2 separate regions of the Homo sapiens genome follow, and region 1 is linked to region 2. Evidence: read pairs that join two places in POLR2A ChIA-PET (ENCODE). Cell type or tissue: CD4-positive, alpha-beta T cell. All regions are shown on one strand. Links, peaks and the distances in the headings refer to the core of each region. The heading gives the core; the rest is flanking DNA.

Region 1 (8,000 bases), core at 1-8,000, 610 kb before region 2:
CAATAAAAGCCCCCACGTGGCAAGTATGTGGGAGGGGAACAAGAGCAGATATTGTAATGGCAGGTCAAACAGCTCAGGGCAAACCATCAATGCTTATAAAATCTTTACTGTTATTACCATCATCATTGCGATGCCTATTCATAGATGGAGAAACAGGCTCAGCATGGTGAGTCTCAGGAACTCCCAGCAGGGTCTGGGGCCCGTCCTCTCCCAATGCCCCCCACCCACACCTGGCCCTGAGCCCCAGGAAGCGTGATCCCGGCGTGGCCTAGCCGGACATTCGCCTGATGCAACTATCGCACCACTGCCAGGCCCTTGTGCAATGCGGGGCACCAGGTCGGCCAGTTAACGATTGACTGGGGATCAGTGGGGGTATGAGGCATAAAAGGCTTCAGTGACAGTGCTGTGGCTATACCTTAGACCCTCAGTCATGCCAGTGCCTGCTCTGTGCCTGCTCTGGGCCCTGGCAATGGTGACCCGGCCTGCCTCAGCGGCCCCCATGGGCGGCCCAGAACTGGCACAGCATGAGGAGCTGACCCTGCTCTTCCATGGGACCCTGCAGCTGGGCCAGGCCCTCAACGGTGTGTACAGGACCACGGAGGGACGGCTGACAAAGGCCAGGAACAGCCTGGGTCTCTATGGCCGCACAATAGAACTCCTGGGGCAGGAGGTCAGCCGGGGCCGGGATGCAGCCCAGGAACTTCGGGCAAGCCTGTTGGAGACTCAGGTGGGCACCGTAGCTGCGACACTGTGGGGTGGCCAGGAGTCCAAAGAGGAGTTCGTGTCTAGGGTAACCAACCATCCTGGTTTGCCCAGGACTGAAGGGATTCCTGGGATACAAGATTTTCAGCGATAAACTCAGGCAAGTCCTTAGGTACACAAAGATGAGTTGGACATCCTACTAGTGACCCACTGTTTATTAAGCAGATGGAGGAGGATATTCTGCAGCTGCAGGCAGAGGCCACAGCTGAGGTGCTGGGGGAGGTGGCCCAGGCACAGAAGGTGCTACGGGACAGCGTGCAGCGGCTAGAAGTCCAGCTGAGGAGCGCCTGGCTGGGCCCTGCCTACCGAGAATTTGAGGTCTTAAAGGTAAGGAGCTCCCCCAACCCTAGTGGGCTGAGACCCTGATTTCCGGCCAGAACTCGCTTCTGCACCTTGAGTCCCAAAGACCTCCCAGATCAGCCTCCCAGCTCTGTGGCCTCTACCCTGCATGTCCCCAGACAAAACTCAAGTCCTTTTGTGTGCCTCAGTTTCCCTTTTGTGTGCCTCAGTTGCAAATAAGGGCAACACCTGATATCTCACAGTAGGGCCAGGTACTCAATGCAGGTAAAATATTCAGCATGGGGCGGGCACACAGTTGGTGCTCAATAAATTCTTTTTTTTTTTTTTTTTGAGACAGAGTCTCACTGTTGCCCAGGCTGGAGTGCAGTGGTGTGATCTTGGCTCACTGCAACCTCCACCTCCTAGGTTCAAGTGATTCTCCTGCCTCAGCCTCCTGAGTAGCTGGAATTACAGGTGCACCAGCTAATTTTTGTATTTTTTAGTAGAGATGGGATTTCACCATGTTGGCCAGGCTGGTCTCGAACTCCTGACCTCAAGGGATCTGCCTGCCTCGGTTTCCCAAAGTGCTGGGATTACAGGTGTGAGCCACTACACCTGGCCAATAAATTCTTACTACTAGAGAAACTGGTAACATTTTGTGAGCACCCAGTAAGTACCCAGCACTGTTCTATGCCCTTTAATAATCCATATGATGGCCGGGCATGGTGGCTCATGCCTGTAATCCCAGCACTTTGGGTAGCTAAGGTGGGTGGAACACTTAAGGTCAGGAGTTCGAGACCACCCTGGCCAACATGGTGAAACCCCGTCTCTACTAAAAATACAAAAAATTAGCTGGGCGTGGTGGCACATGCCTGTAGTCCCAGCTACTCAGGAGGCTTAGGTAGGAGAATCGCTTGAACCTGGGAGGTGGAGGTTGCAGTGAGCTGAGATCGTGTCATTGCACTCAGCCTGGGTGACAGAGAGAGACTCAAAAAAAAAAAAAAATCCATAGGATGTTCATCACCTCCCCATGAAGTGAGTCCTATTTTATCCCCATTTTACAGATGGGGAAACTGAGGCCAAAGAGCATTGTTGACTTGCTGGGTCACACAGATACAATGAGGGGCTGGGGCAGAGGGTCAGGGGATGGGAGGTGAGGTGGCTGTCGGCTGAGGTTTCCATTCTGACCCCCACAGGCTCACGCTGACAAGCAGAGCCACATCCTATGGGCCCTCACAGGCCACGTGCAGCGGCAGAGGCGGGAGATGGTGGCACAGCAGCATCGGCTGCGACAGATCCAGGAGAGGTGAGCCTGGCAGGGGTTTGGCAGGCAGGGCAGTTGGATGGGGGGCGCACAGGGCAGCTGGAAAGGGGCCCCCTCACCTGGGCTGAGCCACATCTCCCTCCCCAGACTCCACACAGCGGCGCTCCCAGCCTGAATCTGCCTGGATGGAACTGAGGACCAATCATGCTGCAAGGAACACTTCCACGCCCCGTGAGGCCCCTGTGCAGGGAGGAGCTGCCTGTTCACTGGGATCAGCCAGGGCGCCGGGCCCCACTTCTGAGCACAGAGCAGAGACAGACGCAGGCGGGGACAAAGGCAGAGGATGTAGCCCCATTGGGGAGGGGTGGAGGAAGGACATGTACCCTTTCATGCCTACACACCCCTCATTAAAGCAGAGTCGTGGCATCTCACCCAGGGTGTCTGTGTGTGTCCTTGGCTTAGGGAGACCCCACCCAGCATGATGTATGAATACCTCCCATTCAAGTGCCCAGCTGGGCCCCAGAGGCCGTACCTGTAGCTGGTATGGGGGGCATAGACTTCGCGGGCGGGGAACTCCAGAATCTCCTTGGTGGGCCGGCCCCTGGGGTCCGGGTAGGGCTTGATATGAAGCAGCTCAGGGGAGAGGCAGAAGTGGGGATTTTCAGGAGCCGGAGAAATGTCGATCTTGAGCTGGGCTGGGAAGGGAAGAACCGGTTTGCACCTGCCTGGGAGCCTCCTGGCTCAGCCCACCCTTTCTGGGCTGTGTAGTCAGGGCAGACTCTCCCATGATGTTCTCTGGGGACTGGGGGCTGTGTCCCTCAGGCGCCAAGGCCAGAAATTGCCCTCAACTCTGCTGTCTGTCACCCTAAATTTTTTTTCGTTTTTGTTTTTCTTTTTTTTAAGTGGAGTCACTCTGTTGCTCAGGCTGGAGTGCAGTGGGGCGATCTCGGCTCACTGCAACCTCTGCCTCCCCAGTTCAAGTGATTCTCCTGCCTCAGCCTCCCAGGTAGCTGGGATTACAGGTGTGTGCCACCACACCTGGTGAATTTTTGTATTTTTAGTAGAGATGGAATTTCACCATGTTGGCCAGGCTGGTCTCAAACTCCTGACCTCAAGTGATCTGCCCGCCTCGGCCTCCCAAAGTGCTGGCATTACAGGTATGAGCCATCACACCTGGCCCCCAGGCTGGTCTTGAGCTCCTGGGCTCAAACAATCATCCTCCTGCCTCAGCCTCCCAAAGTGTTGGCGTTACAGACTTGAGCCACTGCACCCCAGCCTTACCCCTACATTTGATCAACTCTGCCCCCAGGACCCCTGCCTGCCCCGCTGCCATTAACCACCTATTGACGCTGTATCCATCTTATTTATTCTGCTTCTTGTCTATGGTCCCCATTAGAAGCTGTAGCCAGCCCCTGAGGTCAGGGATTTGTCCATCATGGTCATCGTTGGGTCTCTGATGCCCCTGGCACAGTAGGTGCTCTCAGTGTAGGTTTGTTGAGTGGCTGAGTGAGAGTGATACTTCTTGTGTATGGGGTGTGCCACGCACCAGTCACAGGACGTAGTCGCCGCAGCAGGGACGACGGGCGCCTCATGTCAGCCAGGAACTTGAAGAGGTCCTCGTCACTGAGTCGCTCAGCCTCCTACATGGGACCCACTCCCGTCAGCCTGGGCCAGGGGGCTAGGGGTCCCCAGGGCTAATGCAGCCAGCGGGGAGTGGGAGAGTCCCTGGCCCCAGGGTAGGACACCTGCTTAAAGAAGTTTGTGACAGTTAGCGTGGCTGGACGGAAGCCAGAGAAGCTGCAGGCGTCGTCCCCACTACTCGCCCGGTCCTGGGGCCCCCGACGGCGGCGGTCTGTCCAGGCTGGCCGGCGCTCTAGGGGAGGGAATGACAATGACAAAAGGGGGACCAAGATGAAACAGGGAGACTCAGGGGCGGCACAGTTCGGCCAGCAGAGGGCGCACCCCCTCGCCCCGTAGCCCCGCCCCAGGCCTGTCAGCACCACCCTTTAGCCCCGCCCCAAGCCTGTTAGCCCCGCCTCCTCACCGCCCTCCGAGTCAGAGTCCCGGTCCAGCTGCCCAGCGCTGCTCACGATGTTGGCCAAGTGCACGGCCGTCCAGGCGAAGGGCATGCGGTAGCGGCCCAGGCGGGTGCAGAACTGCTCGGCCGCCAGGCGCAGCTTCTCTAGCTTCTCTTTGTTCTGTGGGGAGACCCCGTCCCCTGCCAGCTCAGCATCCTAGCCCTGCTGAGTCAGGGATCTGTTGCCCCTAGTCCAGCCTCCACACGCTTACCTTGGCTGTGTCCACTTCTTTCAACACCATGTAAGGCTCACAGCACTCACTGATGTCCCCTTGCTGAAGCACCTTCTCCAACTGCGGGGCAGATGAATGAATCCAGTGAGGCGCTGCCCGAACGCTCTGTTCCCCCGTGCTGGCTCCCCAGCCTCCTGGACCCCTCATGGGCCCTCGGACACTCCTAACATATGAAGGCCTTTGCTCCAACACCTCCCATGGCTCCCGCTGTCCTTGGGATCAAGGGTTAGTGTTGGCCTGCCTGGTGGCTACTCCCTCCCATTCTTCAGATCTACCCCTAACCTCCAAGCCTACCTTTAGCTGGTGATATTTTCCCTAAATTTACTTATTTATTTACATTTATGTATGTATGTATGTATGTATTATATAGAGACAGGGGTCTCGCTATGTTGCCTAGGCTGGTCTCAAACTCTTGGGCTCAAGTGATGCCCCTGCCTCTGCCTCCCAAAGTGCTGGGATAACAGGCTTGCTGTGAATTTTTTTTTTTAGACAGAGTCTCCCTGTTGCCCAGGCTGAAGTGCGTGATGGGATCTCAGCTCACTGCAACCTCTGCCTCCTGAGTTTAAGCAATTCTCCTGCCTCAGCCTCCTGAGTAGCTGGGATTACAGGCATGACCCACCACACCTGGCTTTTTTTTTTTTTTTTTTTTTTTTTTTGAGATGGGGTCTCGCTCTGTCACCCAGACGGAAGTGCAATGGCACAATCTCGGCTCACTGCAACCTCTGCCTCCCGGGTTCAAGCAATTCTCCTGCCTCAGCCTCCCAAGTAGCTGGGACTACAAGCGCCTGCTACTACGTCCCGCTAATTTTTGTATTTTTAGTAGAGACGAGGTTTCACCATTGGTCAGGCTGGTCTGGAACTCCCAACTTCAGGTGATCTGCCTGCCTCGGCCTCCCAAAGTGCTGGGATTACAGGCGTGAGCCACCGCGCCCAGCCAATTTTTGTGTTTTTAGTAGAGAATGGGTTTCACCATGTTGGCAAGGTTGGTCTCAAACTCCTGGGCTAAAGCGATCCTCCCGCCTCAGCCTCCCAAAGTGCTAGGATTACAGTTGTGAGTCACTGTGCCTGGCCTTCCCTACATTTTTCTTTGTTAGTGTAAATAGAGGCCACTCTGGGCATGGCTCTGAGCCATGAGGCCTAGACTCCAATCCTGACCACTCAGGGGCTGTGGGACCCTGGGCAGTGGGACCCTATCCACTCTGTGCCTCAGTTTCCCCATCTGGAAAATGGGAACCATGGCACCCCTCCACCTTAGGCCCTGTGGTGAGGACTGAAGGAGGGATCCCTGTGAAGCGTGACCATAGCAGCACCTGCCTGTGGATACTGGATTCATTTCATCATTGCAAACTAATAGAAGGTTTTGAGAAAAGAAATTTGACCTCCCTCCCAGAAACAGAAAATCTCAAATGAGGGTGCCAACTATGTCTTTCATCTGTCCACAAACTTCCCAACAGCATCTCACCCACCTCCGAGGACCCCAGCCTGTCACATGTGCCTAGGGATGGCTTTTCTCCCCAGGCTGCCCACGTATAGTTATCAGCTCAACTGTCGCCTCTCCCTGGAAGCCCTTGGTGATTTCTCCCCACCTGAGTTGGATCAGGGGCCTCCTCCCTGCCTGTGTTTCCCCCACAACAGCCCTGATTACCCTTCTTGGTGATGTATCTGTCTCATTCTGTGAAGGCAGGGACTAAATCAGTGACATTCGCCATTACCACCCCCTTGCCCAGCCCCAGCAGGCACCTTGATGACCAGGAAGATGTCAGGTGAGGGGTAGGTCACAGAGAAGATGGCAGAGCGGGCCAGGGTGGAGATGGCAGGGTGGGTGCCATGAGCCCGAAGCAGCCCCTTCATGGAGTCCGAGTTCAGGTCGAAGTAGAAGTTCTCCGAGATCTGGGGACACCAGAGGCAGCTGGGCCACCACCTCTGGGAAGCCCACAGCCCCCCAACAAGGAGAAGGAAGGGGAGGAAAGAGAAAAAAGGGCCTCCTACCTTCTTTTTCTCCCGCACATCATACAGAGCCAAGATCCCAAAGATGGGCTCAATTTCAATCTCGAACCTACAAGTAAATGGGAGGGAGGGGGCTCTCCTTAACACTTCCCGCTGTCCACACACCCCACTCCCTCTTGAGGCCCAAGGTGGGGGGCATCTGACTCCCACTGGGCCACATGGAACCGCCACTTAAGGGCTTGCAGAAAAGGTACATCTCATTTTGCAAAAGGGGAAACTGAGGCACTGAAGTTTTTTGTTGGTTTTTTTTTTTTTGAGACAGAGTCTCGCTCTGTTGCCCAGGCTGGAGTGGAGTGGTGCGATCTCGGCTCACTGCAACCTCTGCCTCCCGGGTTTAAGCAATTCTCCTGCCTCAGCCTCCTGAGTAGCTGGGACTACAGGCACGTGCCACCATGCCCAGCTAATTTTTTGTGTTTTTAGTAGAGACAGGGTTTCTATGTATGTATTTATTTATTATATAGAGACGGGGTCTCGCTGTGTTGCCCAGGCTGGTCTCAAACTCTTGGGCTCAAGTGATGCCCCCGCCTCTGCCTCCCAAAGTGCTGGGATAATAGGCATGAGCCATCACGTCCCCGGCTTGCTGTGAATTTTTTATTTTATTTTTTTAGACAGAGTCTCCCCTGTTGCCCAGGCTGAAGTGCGTGGTGGGATTTCACCATGTTGGCCAGGCTGGTCCCACCCGCCTCAGCCTCCCAAAGTGGTGGGATTACAGGCGTGAGCCACCGCGCCCCGCCGACACTGAAGTTTTTTTCCCCCTCCCTACACCCTCAGTAAGTAACTCACACAGAGCTCCTCCTCCCTGCAACCACGGCCCTTGTTCCGTTGGCATGGGGGCAGTTTTGGGCTCAACAATCCCCACATCTTGAAATTCTCAACTTCCGGGTTTCCCCATCCCTCCTTTCTGGGGTGTCATCTGCCGCCATTGTCACTCTGCACGGAGTTCCCATCTCGCTCACCTGAACGGCCACCATAAAAGTCCTTCCCTGTCTTACTCCACCTTGCTGGCCTCCGCTCACCACGCACCTCCAAACTGAAACACTGAGCACTCCCCGTTACACCCCTTCCATCCTCTCTATTCAGCCAGCTCCTCTTCCTCACTGGGTCTCCATGTACACGTCCCCCTGCAAGGGAAGCTGTCCCAGATACCCGCTCGCACCCCTCAAGCTGGGCCAGGGGACTCCTCCAGGACTCTAGGCACTTTCAGCATCGCTTATCCCGGCTCTGTGTGGTCATCGCATGGTTATGTGTCCTGTATACAGTAGGGACTTCATAAATGTTTTATTTTTGTTTCTTTGTTTGTTTGAGGCTGGAGTGCAGTGGCACAATCTCGGCTCACTGAAACCTCTGCCCTCCGGGTCAAGAGATTCTCCCGCCTCAG
Region 2 (11,401 bases), core at 1,623-9,622:
CTTGTTGCCCAGGCTGGAGTGCAATGGCACGATATCGGGTCACTGCAACTTCTGCCTCCTGGGTTCAAGTGATTCTCCTGCGTCAGCCTCCCGAGTAGCTTGGATTACAGGTGTGCACCACCACGCCTGGATAATTTTCGTTTTGTTAGTTACAGACGGGGTTTCACCATGTTGGCCAGCTTGGTCTCGAACTCTTGACCTCAGGTGATCCACCTGCCTTGGCCTCCCAAAGCGCTAAGATTACAGGTGTGAACCACTGTGCTCGGCCTCTTTTATATGTGTGTGTATATATATATATTCTCTTTTTTAATAAAAGTAAATAGAAACTAGGTCTTACTATGTTGCCCAGGGTGGTCATAGCCCAAGATTTTGGGCTCAAGCGATCTACCCGCCTCGCTCACCCAAAGTGCTGAGATTAAGGCGTGAGAAACTGTGCCAGGCCAAATGAAAGAAACTTAGTGGGAGGCCTGGCACAGTGGCTCACACCTGTAATCCCAGCACTTTGGGAGGCTGAGGCGGGTGGATCACTTGAGCTCAGGAGTTCAAGACCAGCCTGGACAGCATGTTGAAACCCTGTCTTTACTAAAAATACAAAAAATTAGCCGAGCATGGTAATCCCATTCTCACAGTCATAGAAAGGTTCTTTTTTAAGGATTCTACCTACTTGAGAGCATCATATACTGCCAGCACTTGTTCACTTCAAGAGTGTCTGGTTTCATCTCTATGACATAATTACAACCAAAATCCTAAAGGAACTGATTTACCACACTGTGTTTGCCATAAGGCCCAATTTGTACCTGCAGCAGCAGCTGTATCATCCCAACTCACAGCTCTACCCTCTAAAGGTGTGCCTGAGGCTTGTGATCCAGTCCATAGGGAAATATCACTACCTGCTGTGTTTTATAATTGGACCATCCAAGGGTTGTCAGGGTTTTCCCAGAGAGTTTTGTGGGATTTTTTTTTTTTTTTGAGACCAGGTCTTGCTGAAGTTAGTATGGCAGCATACTAACACATTAACCTGTCGAAAGCTTCCTGCAGAGCTGTGTCCCAGTCTCAAAGTGCCCCTTTCTAATAATTCTATATATTGGTATCAAACTTTGGGCTAAGTGTCAGATAAATGCTCTCCAATAATCCAAAGACCAACAAATGTCTGGATTTCTTTTTTCTTTTTTGTTTTTTAAGAGACATAGTGTGGTTCTGTTTCCCAGGCTGGAGTGCAGTGGTGGGATCATATAGCTCACTGCAGAAACTCCTGGGATCAAGGGATCCTCCTGCCTCAGCCTCCCAAGTAGCAGGGAATAAAGGCACATGCCACCATGCCCAATTGTTTATAAATTTTTTTGTACAGATGGAGTCTCACTGTATTTTCCAGGCTGTTCTTGAACGCCCAGGCTCAAGTGATTCCCCAACCTCAGCCTCCCAAAGTGCTGAGATTACAGTCATGAACCAATGCACCCAGCCCTGAAAAGGAAATATTTCGAATGGAAATTCAAAGGGAGAACATCTAATGTTCAAGTTGATGTCTATAGAGCAGTTAACGGGAACTATCATTTAGGGTCTGTGGGATTCTAGGACACTAGGTATGAAACAAATATGAGGAAGGTCAGAGAACAAGCTGACTTAATGATTAATGCTGAAGGTGCTGCCAGCTTGGTTTAAGTTTTCCTCCTCCCTTCCTCCCTGATGAATTTGATAAAGTTTAAAGGGATGGTTTCACCAGGGGCCTTTTACATTGACAGCAAGGAGGTCATCCGCCTGGTAAATCCTCAGTAGTCCAAGCCTCTTACATGGCTAGAATGATCCAGTCCATAAGGAAACGTCACCACCCTCTGTGTTTTACAATTAGACCATCCAAGGGGGTCAGGGTTTCCCCAGGGAATTTGGTGGGATTTTTTTTTTTTTGAGACCGTGTCTTGCTGAAGTACAGTAGCCTGATCAAAGCTCACAGCAGCCTCAAACTTTGGGGCTCGAGTAATCCTCCTGCCTCAGGCTCCTGAGTAGCTGAGACTAAGGGTACACACCACCTCTCCAGGCTAATAAAAAAAAAATTATGGAGATGGGAGTGTCTCACTTCACTGCTCAGGGTGGTCTTCAACTTCGGGCTTCAAGTGATCCTCCCACTTTGGCCTCCTAAAATGTTGGGATTGCAGGTGTAAGCCATGGCACCCGGCCTCCCAGGCTGTTGTTGAAAGGTCTTTGCAATCTCTAAGAGTTCTGCAGCAGTTTATTCCCTGACAGTGAGAGTCTCATCCTTTCACCCCATTTTGCAGCAGTAGTTGGGTGTTCACTTTTCTTTCCATAAGGAAGCGAGCTTGCCAGTGACCCTCATCCCCCTCCTCATCGATGACTTCTTTGTCATCAGAGCCTTCCTCTTCATAAATTCCCACGGAATCCAAGTTTTCACGTCCCAAATTATGATAGCCACAGGCCCTCACCAGCTGCCATAGCACCCCATTTCATGGAAGCCACCTGACTCTTCTTTGAGCATCCTGTCCCAGGAGCCCCCATCTGTGCTCTCCCGGGCTCCAGGCCCTAGAGCCGCGCTGCTGCAGAGCCCAGTTCCCAGGGCTGCTCCCTCCACGTATCCACATCCATCTCCAGCTTTCCACCCTTTCTCTGACCAGACAGGCCTGGAGGTGCTGCAGTGTCAGTGACCGTGGGTCCCTCCGCTGCCACCTCCACCGCGATCTGGAAGTCTTTTAAATGTACTTAAGTTATCTTAGAATTTTCCTTCCCCACTTTATACATAAACATAGGAGGAGAGCAGGGACTCTGCTGGTGTCTTATTCACACAATGGGATTGAGGGTGTTTGTGTCATGGAACTGATCAATGGGGTGAGAAGTAGCTGAATAACCTGCAGGGGCAGCAGAGCCCGAGGCCAGTGACTCCACGCTGAGGCCAGTCTGGAGCCTGCAAAGGAAGGGAAAGGAGCTTTTCCTGGGGGCTTCCTGGGCAGCCCGCCCTCCCCTACAGGTGGCCTCCAGCTGCTCAGAGCAGCTCCAGAAGGAGTGTGGATTCCGAGAAGCTGTAGGGCCCTGGAAAGCAGAAGACCTTCGTGCAGACGCATTTGTGGGGTTCTGTCCTTTCTGGTGTTGTACCTCTGGAGCCTGGGGCTGTCTTCTGGGCAGGGTTTGGGGTTTGACATACATGGGGTCGCTGGAGTCAGAGTTATTTGTATATATAAAGAAAATGTGTGAAAATCAGGCTAGAGACACAATTGTTTGGTGGCGTCACCTGGATAAAAGGTTTATGAGGTTGACAGTTTATTTAGGTCCGAAGCTTAACCCCAGGTGAGAGTTTCCTGCAGGTGAAAATGAAGATCTGGAAGGACGGAGCATTTTCATACTGTGAGGAGGGGATGGGGGTGTGTGAGCAAGTCTTGGCCATGCCTCATCCCCAATTCCGGCCCGCTCGAGGAAATATGCCTCTCCTCCTGGTGCAGTCTTGCCTGGCCTGGTCTCGGTTCCCCTGCTGCTCTGAGGCAGGAGATGGCTCCTGTGGACACTGAGTCTGAAATTCCCTGCACACTCCTGTGACCCCGTGCAGAACGAAGGAGCGGGGACAGTCCTTTGAGTGAGGAAGACGCTAGTGTTCTCTTCTAACAATAGCAAGTTTGGCTGAAATGCAACTATCCAATAACCCGAGTGCAGGAAGCAGCTCGTGTAAGCTTAGAGAAGCTGTTGCTAGAATCTGTCAGTCTGGCTCCGCAGGGCCTGATACCCAGGGCTTCCGCTGTCACTTAGACGTGGGGGGCGGGGCCGAACATTCCATCCAATCAGAGGCACTGGCTCGGGGCCCTGCCCACTGTGCATCCAGGCACGGAGGATGTTGCATTCCTGCCGTCACCTTTGTCGCTGCGAGGGCGGCGGTTGGGATCTGGCCTTTCCAGCCCCGAGAGGGACCTAGTGCCTCTACCCAGATTTCTGTCGCTCTGTCACCTGCGCTATGCCCTGCTTTACTCACAGGAGCTGTAGAGAGGACCCCGGTACATCTGAAAGCCGGGAAATGGTGCGTGTGCTGGCCGGGAGTGGTGCGATGGGGGAGGGGCTGCCTGGAACTGGCGGGACCCGGGCCTCCCTGTGGGCGACTCCGGGGTCTGGGACCGAGTCCTCCTAGAGCTGCTCGGCCCTCGGTCCCCGCGGCCGCTGGATGTGGGTGGGCCGGCAGCCGGGACTCCGGGCGTCCTGTCCCGTCCCTGCCCGTCGACTGCGGCCTTGGCCCCGAAGCCCTTTTGTGCAGCTCCGCGCCCGCAGCCCGACGCCCCAGCTTGTGCGGGGGCCACGGGAGGGTCATGCGCGGATTTCGACTCGGGTGTGGATTTCGTCCGTAGGAGGAGCAGCGGTCTGTGGGGCCCACAGCCTCCACTTTCTCCTGTTAAAAATTATACTGAGGTACGTTAACAAAAAGTTCATTTGAGGAAACAGCCATTCACGAATGAGAAACACCCGGTCCTGGCTTGTGGTTTGTCAACGGAAAAAAAACAGACTATGTAAAATACAGAAGTGTATTCAGAGCCGAGTAGGAGAGACCTTGGCCGAGGGAAACACAACCCCAAGCAGCCTGGAGTAAGTGGTCCGGAGGCGGCTCAGGACAGTTTGGTTTTATTCATTTCAGAGAGACAGGAATTGCAGGGAAAATGATGGATCAAGGCTGGAAGGTGTAAATTCCATTGGCAGAAAGGGTGGGACCTGTGGAAGGGGGGTTAGGAGGCACAGGTGGTTGAGGGATTCTGTAGGTGGCAGCTGGTTGAGAGTGTGAAGCTTTGTCTAAAGTTTGGAGGAGGTAGGAAGGAATGCTGAAGGAAGGGGGTCTGTTATCTGCCACTTCATTCCATCCCAGCCAAAAAACAGTCCTGTTTCTCTAGATTTTATGAATTCTAAGACGTAACTTTACCTTTGCCTTGCGTGGCCTTAGGTCTTGTTTGTAATTTGGTATCTTGTTGCCACAAGGAGTCTGTTTTTCCAGTCAGAGAATGTCTGTTTTTACATGAATGTGCGTCAGTTGCTGCATGTAAACTCCTAAAGGGAGAGGGTATAAGGAGACCTGTCTCACCTCCCATCCTGTCATACAGAGGCACTCAATTTTCAGGGTGTTTTGGGGGTTCCCTTGGCCAAGAGCCAGTCACTTCACTTAGCTGGGAAGGTACTTTGTTTGTTTTTGTTTTTGTTTGAGACGGAGTCTCCTTCTGTCGCCCAGGCTGGTGTGCAATGGCTCGATCTCGGCTCACTGCAACCTCTGCCTTCTGGGTTCAAGGGATTCTCCTGCCTCAGCCTCCTGAGTAGCTGGGATTACAGGCACGCACCACCACCCCCAGCTAATTGTTGTATTTTTAGTAGAGATGGGGTTTCACCATGTTGGCCAGGCTGTTCTCAAACTCCTGACCTCAAGTGATCCACCCCCCTCGGCCTCCCAAAGTGCTGGGATTACAGATGTGAGCCACATCGCCATGCCAGAAGATATGTTTTTATTTTTGTTTTACATGTTTAAGGCTAGGCTTTTATAAGGTACATGAGGAGACAAACCAGATAAATGCTTGATTGGTTGCAGAGATGCAGTCGCCTTATTTGGACTTGTCAACCGGAAATAATCAAAAGGTTCAGATTTCAGTTGGAAGAGTTTATTCAAGCAGAAAGATAGCAATGACCAAAACACAGACTCCAGAAAAATGGACTCAGTACTCCAAAATTGGAAGTTATGTTCTTGCTTATATTACTGAAAAAAGAGGTCCTGATCAGACCCCAAGAGAGTTCTTGGATCTCACACAGGAAGGAATTCAAGACGAGTCACAAAGTGCAGTGCGAAGAGAGTTTATTGAAAGCTACTCTGGGCCAGCATGATGGCTTAGGCCTGTAATCCAAGCACTTTGGGAGGCCCAGGCGAGAGGATCACTTGAGCTCAGGAGTTCGAGACCAGCCTGGGCAACTTAGCGAAACCCCGTCTCTTCCAAAAATAAGAAAAATTAGCCGGATGTGGTGGCCTGTGCCTGTAGTCTCAGTTACTCAGGAGGCTGAGGTGGGACAATCACTTGAACCTGGGAGGCAGAGGTTGCAGCCCAGCCGAGGATGCGCCACTGCACTCCAGCCTGGGTAACAGAGTGAGACCCCATCTCAAAAAACAAAAACAAAACAAACAAACAAAAAAGAGTTGAAGACCAACCTGGCCAACACAGCGAGACCCTGTCTCTATTTAAAAAAATAAAAAAGAAGAAGAAGAAGAAAGAAAGCTTCTCTGTTACAGAGTAGGGCATCCTCATACAGCAAGAGGAGGAATGTACTGTCTTAAGTTTTTCTTATGTAGGGATCTTGTCTATGTAAAGAATAAACTAAGCTGTGCCTACCTGCATGTGGGCTGACAGCATCACAAAATTTATTACTCTGTTGATTTAAAGAAAACTATCCTTTACATTTTAGTGCACAAGTGCATTAAAGCATAACTATAATTACCTTGAAAGCACATATTATGGGTATTGGGGTATTGGGACATCGGGACATTCTGTCGTTGTGGGAGTGTAAGGATACTTGCAGGCATCTTCAGGCTGTTTTCTTCATGGGAAACATTTTATGACTATGGGTTGTGACTGGCAAGGAGTGTTTCTTGTTAGTCTCAAGATGGAGCTGGTTGGTCTTTCTCTGGCTCCCCTAGGCACCTGCTTCCCTAACACTTATATAGGGAAACGGCAAATAAATATAATAGGATTACATTTTCCATAGAAGGCTGATGTATGAGGTACAATAATTTAATTTTTTTTTTTTTTTGAGGCAATGTCTTGCTCTGTGGCCCAGGCTGGAGCAGTGGTGCCATCACGGCTTACTGCAGCCTTGACTTCCCCATCTTGAGCACCTCCGCCTCCCAAGTAGCTGAGACTATAGTCGCCCACTACCACACCTGGGTAATTTTTAATTTTTTATGGAGGTGGGGTCTCGATACATTGCCCAGGCTTGTCTCTAGCTCCTGGCCTCAAACAGTCCTCCTTCTTTGGCCTCCACAAGTCTTGGGATTGCAGGCGTTAGCCAGTGCACCTGGCTAACAACTTAATTTGTTATCGTTTGCTTTTTTCCCCCAGAGCTTGTTTTCTTTTCTTTCTAGCTGGTTTTTATTTCCTTTTCAATTTAAAAGAGTGAATTCAACATTCCAACTGAAGACAATGTGATAGCCATGAAGTCTTTGTGTGAGAAAGTTAAGAGGGAAGTTAGTCTACTACAGAGATCAGTAGTGAAGAGGGGCCCAGTGGGATGGCTCACACCTGTAACCCCAGCACTTTGGGAGGCTGAGGCAGGTGGATGGCTTGATCTCAGGAGTTCAAGCCTGGGCAACATAGTGAGACCCCCCATCTCAATTGTGAAAAATCATATTAAATAAATTAAAAATAGCAAAGAGGGAAAGGGTCTTTCCTGTTTCCCTTCAGTCATTTACAACATTTTATAAAACAGTATAGGTAAGAAGGAAGGCGAATCTGTAATCAAGGAAAGAGGTGTTCCAGCTGGCTATTTGAAAGCTGTGTGTCATGTGACTCAACCCCATGATCACATTGCTTCAAGACAGTTTAGAGATGCACCAGCTTAAATATTTGAATTACTTGGTTGTTTTTGTTTGTTTGTTTGTCTTGAGACGGGGTCTCACTCTGTCGTCTAGGCTGGAGTGCAGTGGTGCAATCTCAGCTCACTGCAGCCTCCACCTCCTAGGTTCAAGTAATTCTCCTGCCTTAGCCTCCCAAGTAGCTGGGATTACAGGTACATGCCACCATACTCGGCTAATTTTTGTATTTTTAGTAAAGACAGGGTTTTATCACATTGGCCAGGCTGGTCTCCAACTCCTGTCCTCAAGTGGTCCACCCACCTTGGCCTCCCAAAGTGGCGGGATTACAGGTGTGAGCCACCATGGCTGGCCTGACTTACTTCTTCCAACAGCCTATATAGGTAGAAAATTTCTAGTTATGTAATCAGAGGTTAATTGGTGGACTGTGCCTGATTAAGCATAAATTTCATTTTTCTATAAATTAGTAATTTTATTTATTTATTTTTTTTGAGACGAAGTTTCACTCTTGTTGCCCAGGGTGGTGTGCAGTGGTGCAATCTCGGCTCACTGCAACCCCTGCCTTCCAGTTTCAAGCGATTCTCCTGCCTCAGCCTCCTGAGAAGCTGGGATTACAGGCGCCTGCCACCACGCCTGGCTAATTTTTGTATTTTTAGTAGAGACTTGGTTTCACCATGTTGGCCAGGCTGGTCTCGAACTCTTGACCTCGTGATCCACCTGCCTTGGACTCTCAAAAGTGCTGGGATTACAGGTGTGAGCCACCACGCCTGGCCTAAATTAGTAATTTTCAAGAGTTGTATTTCAATTTGATTTCAGGGTCGTTAGGTACCACGGACCCTACTGGATTGAACAAAGGAGGACGAATGCGGGAATAAAGACAAAGGCAAAAGAATATGTTTGGAACAAGGGGTCAGGGGGCTTCTTGCTTGTAGTGAACGTGGGCCCCGAGCTTCTAGCACCCTTCATGTTTACTGAGTAAAGGGGATAGAGAGAAGCGGGTGGTTGTAGGTCAGCTACTTGATTTAGAGCAGGCCTGCATGACTGCATTTTTCAAACAATAGGCTCCAGATGTCCCAGTAGATAACCTCAAGCAGCACAGCACCAGGGAGTGATTGTCCTCAGTATACCTTCTGGCAGCAGAAGCAGATGTGAGTTTGCCCACATTCTGCATTCATGATAAACAGTTCACTGTTTATCATATAGCCTTCAGTGGAAAGCTGAGTTGGTCACAACCTTTGGGCCTTGGGCTCCCAACATCTCTCCCTTTCTGTTTATGCATTAATTGAATGAATGTAAGGCCAGGTTGGGCAGCTCTCATTTTCTGATTGGCGGTCCATCTGATTTTACAGACTATGAACAAAAAACAGAGACTAAACAACATCATTCCAATAACTATATATGAGATGTTAATATAGTGCTTTAGATTGGTCCAAATATTGAGGCTCTCTAGGCCTTGCAGGAATTCACTCCAGACTTCTAAGGAAGGCTGAAACTCTTGAGTTTGCTTATTTAAGTCAAGAATTTTGTTTTGCAGTTCACCAATATCAAAGGTCCCGTGGATGCTCACTTTGGTTGTATTCTAAGTTGTTTACACAAATATGAGTGGCATTAAGATGACAGCACAATTGCTGTTGCAATTGTAAGCTTTGTGCTTGTTCCCCTAACCATAGAACTATGGATTTCAACATTGCCACTTCAGTTTGTAACTCAGTGTTAATTCTATTATGAAGTAGCCACACTTGGTTGGCTGTATGCATCCAGTTCTGCACGTACTGAACTGTTTGAATAGAACTATGCAAAGTGATGGAGTACATCACAACAGAAGTTTTTGGTGTGACCAAGGAAACAATAGCCAAAATTATCATGCCTAAGGCTCTACGGGCACGATGAGTAAGCTGAGTTAGAAGAAGTTTCACAAAGTGCAAAGCAGGGGTGGCAGCCCAAGGCTTGGACAGATTAATGGGAATCCATAGCCCAGGGATGCAACCCAAAATCATCAAAGTAGAGATATTATGTGTTTGTGGCCAGGCACAGTGGCTCACGCCTGTAATCCCAGCACTTTGGGAGGCCAAGGCAGGTGGATTACAAGGTCAGGAGTTCGAGACCAGCCTGGCCAACATGGTGAAACCCCGTCTCTACTAAAAATACAAAAATTAGCCAGGCATGGTGGCGGGCACCTGTAATCCCAGCTACTCAGGAGGCTGAGGCAGGAGAATTGCTTGAACCCAGGAGGCAGAGGTTGCAGTGAGCCGAGATCGTGCCACCGCACTCAAGCTTGGCAACAGAGCAAGGCTCTGTCTCAAAAAAAAAAAAGAGATATTATGTATTTGCAATGTGCTATGATTAATGTAGTGATATAACTGACAAGATTTACAGGTCAATTGGGTATTGTTTACCTGGAGCTAATCCTTCTTAGCTGCCAAAAAGACATAAGGATTAAAAACACAAACCGTAAACTGAGTGGTGATATTCTTTACAAGTGTAGCATTAAAACTGTGTTGCTTACTATTGCTATTATTGGATAGTATCCCAACCCCGATGCTGCCATTCATAAATGAAGGTGCTGCCTTCCATAACGTCTTTTGGATTGGTCCTTGCCTGCCTGGATAATGCCACTGAGGAAGAGGTGAGCTAAAGCCTGCTCCACACCAAGCAATCTGGGCAGCAGACTGGGATTGGATCCCGGTGTGGTATAAAGAAGAAGTATTAAAAGCTTACCACCAATGCCAGCCAAGTTTGTGCCATGATTTCTAATTTTCATCTTTTCCATGTAGTTGACCTTTAGGTCCCCAATCCACAATGTCTGCAGTTAACATAGATTGTTTTCTATGGGCCAAGACTCTGGGTCCATGGAGGGGGGTAGGAACTATGGAAGGGAATCCATTCCATATAGTCAGCACAGGTGGGGCGACTGGGCCGGGAATGGTTGGTTAGCACACCAGTTACATTAATGGAACCAAAACATAATAAGTACATGACTTTTCCATAGTGATTCCACCATGCTTGAGCTTGAATTATAAGACAGCTACTGTTGAGTGACATCTCTGTGGTGATACACAAAGGGAGTCCTTCTAGTGGGGTGGTATAATTGATGACATTGTTCTAAGAGTCTAACTGTTCTATGCCATGGGGAGTTAGGGGTCCTGGAGCCCACGGTCCCTGATCATGATAGATTTCAGAAAGAGCGTCACTCCAAAGTATAGGCCGTACTGCTGGGGGATTGGGAACATATGCCCAATATGTTTTTACCTCTGTACAGGGAAAACATACTGCACAGGACATTATGGCTGACAGGCCAAGAACATGGCATCAGGGGTTTTTGCCTGTCCCTGACGCTCCAGTAGTTTCTCAGCTTCTTGCATGGTTTTCTTGAGTTGTCCCCAGGTTATGGGGGTTGATGTCGTTGTGACTCCGGTCAGCCTTCTCTCCGTCTTCACACTCAGGCTCAGCTGGCTCATGGGTTGTACCGGAGGGACCAAGCCCATTGTTGGCCACCATGGGTCCCTCCAGTTTCCCGTTCCATGGTGGCACGCACCTTGAGGGCACTCACATGGTGTGTCCATCTCCTGTAGAAACACAAGCATACCTTCATCCCCATGTCAGTAAATCCACCGGACCTTTCCATTGTCCTTCTTCCAGGGATTTCCATAACACTTTCAGATAAACTTTCCTCTTTTCCTCTAACACTTGCCAATGTCTTTCTGCTGGAGTCTTACCATCCAGACCAGGAGTCAAACAATTTAAAGTAAATAAGGCTAAATGTAATTTTATTTGAGGTGGTAGCTGGTCTCCTATACCCCCTTTCTGTTTTTTCAACATGCATTGTAATGTTTGATGTGCCCACTCTATAATGCCTTGTCCTCAGGG

What was found. Peaks named below come from ENCODE experiments on the same cell type or tissue, not always from the same donor. Only the 100,000 strongest peaks of a DNase experiment are listed, where the experiment ranks them.
Region 1: POLR2A ChIA-PET joins it to region 2 with 8 read pairs; 1 of 35 experiments calls an interaction of 5 or more read pairs at or near these places.

Annotation. Positions count from the first base shown.
Region 1 is chr19:11,239,208-11,247,207 of GRCh38, forward strand. It overlaps DOCK6 (dedicator of cytokinesis 6), which reads right to left. Exons shown (of 48, transcript NM_020812.4): 8 at 6,605-6,671; 9 at 6,356-6,505; 10 at 4,595-4,675; 11 at 4,350-4,503; 12 at 4,051-4,178; 13 at 3,852-3,945; 14 at 2,838-3,000. It overlaps ANGPTL8 (angiopoietin like 8), which reads left to right and starts at 412. Exons shown (of 4, transcript NM_018687.7): 1 at 412-727; 2 at 928-1,089; 3 at 2,238-2,347; 4 at 2,453-2,736. The coding sequence starts at 431. The coding sequence ends at 2,480. RefSeq lists an enhancer at 4,274-5,084. In CD4-positive, alpha-beta T cell, for the core only: a CTCF peak has its summit at 4,219 (motif pointing right); a DNase peak (open chromatin) is centred at 4,304; H3K27me3 peaks cover 1,483 bases.
Region 2 is chr19:11,844,922-11,856,322 of GRCh38, forward strand. ZNF439 (zinc finger protein 439) reads left to right here and starts at 3,805. Exons shown (of 4, transcript NM_001348719.2): 1 at 3,805-4,009. The coding sequence starts at 3,947. In CD4-positive, alpha-beta T cell, for the core only: no CTCF peak of the experiment used is centred there; a DNase peak (open chromatin) is centred at 3,760; H3K4me3 peaks cover 1,342 bases.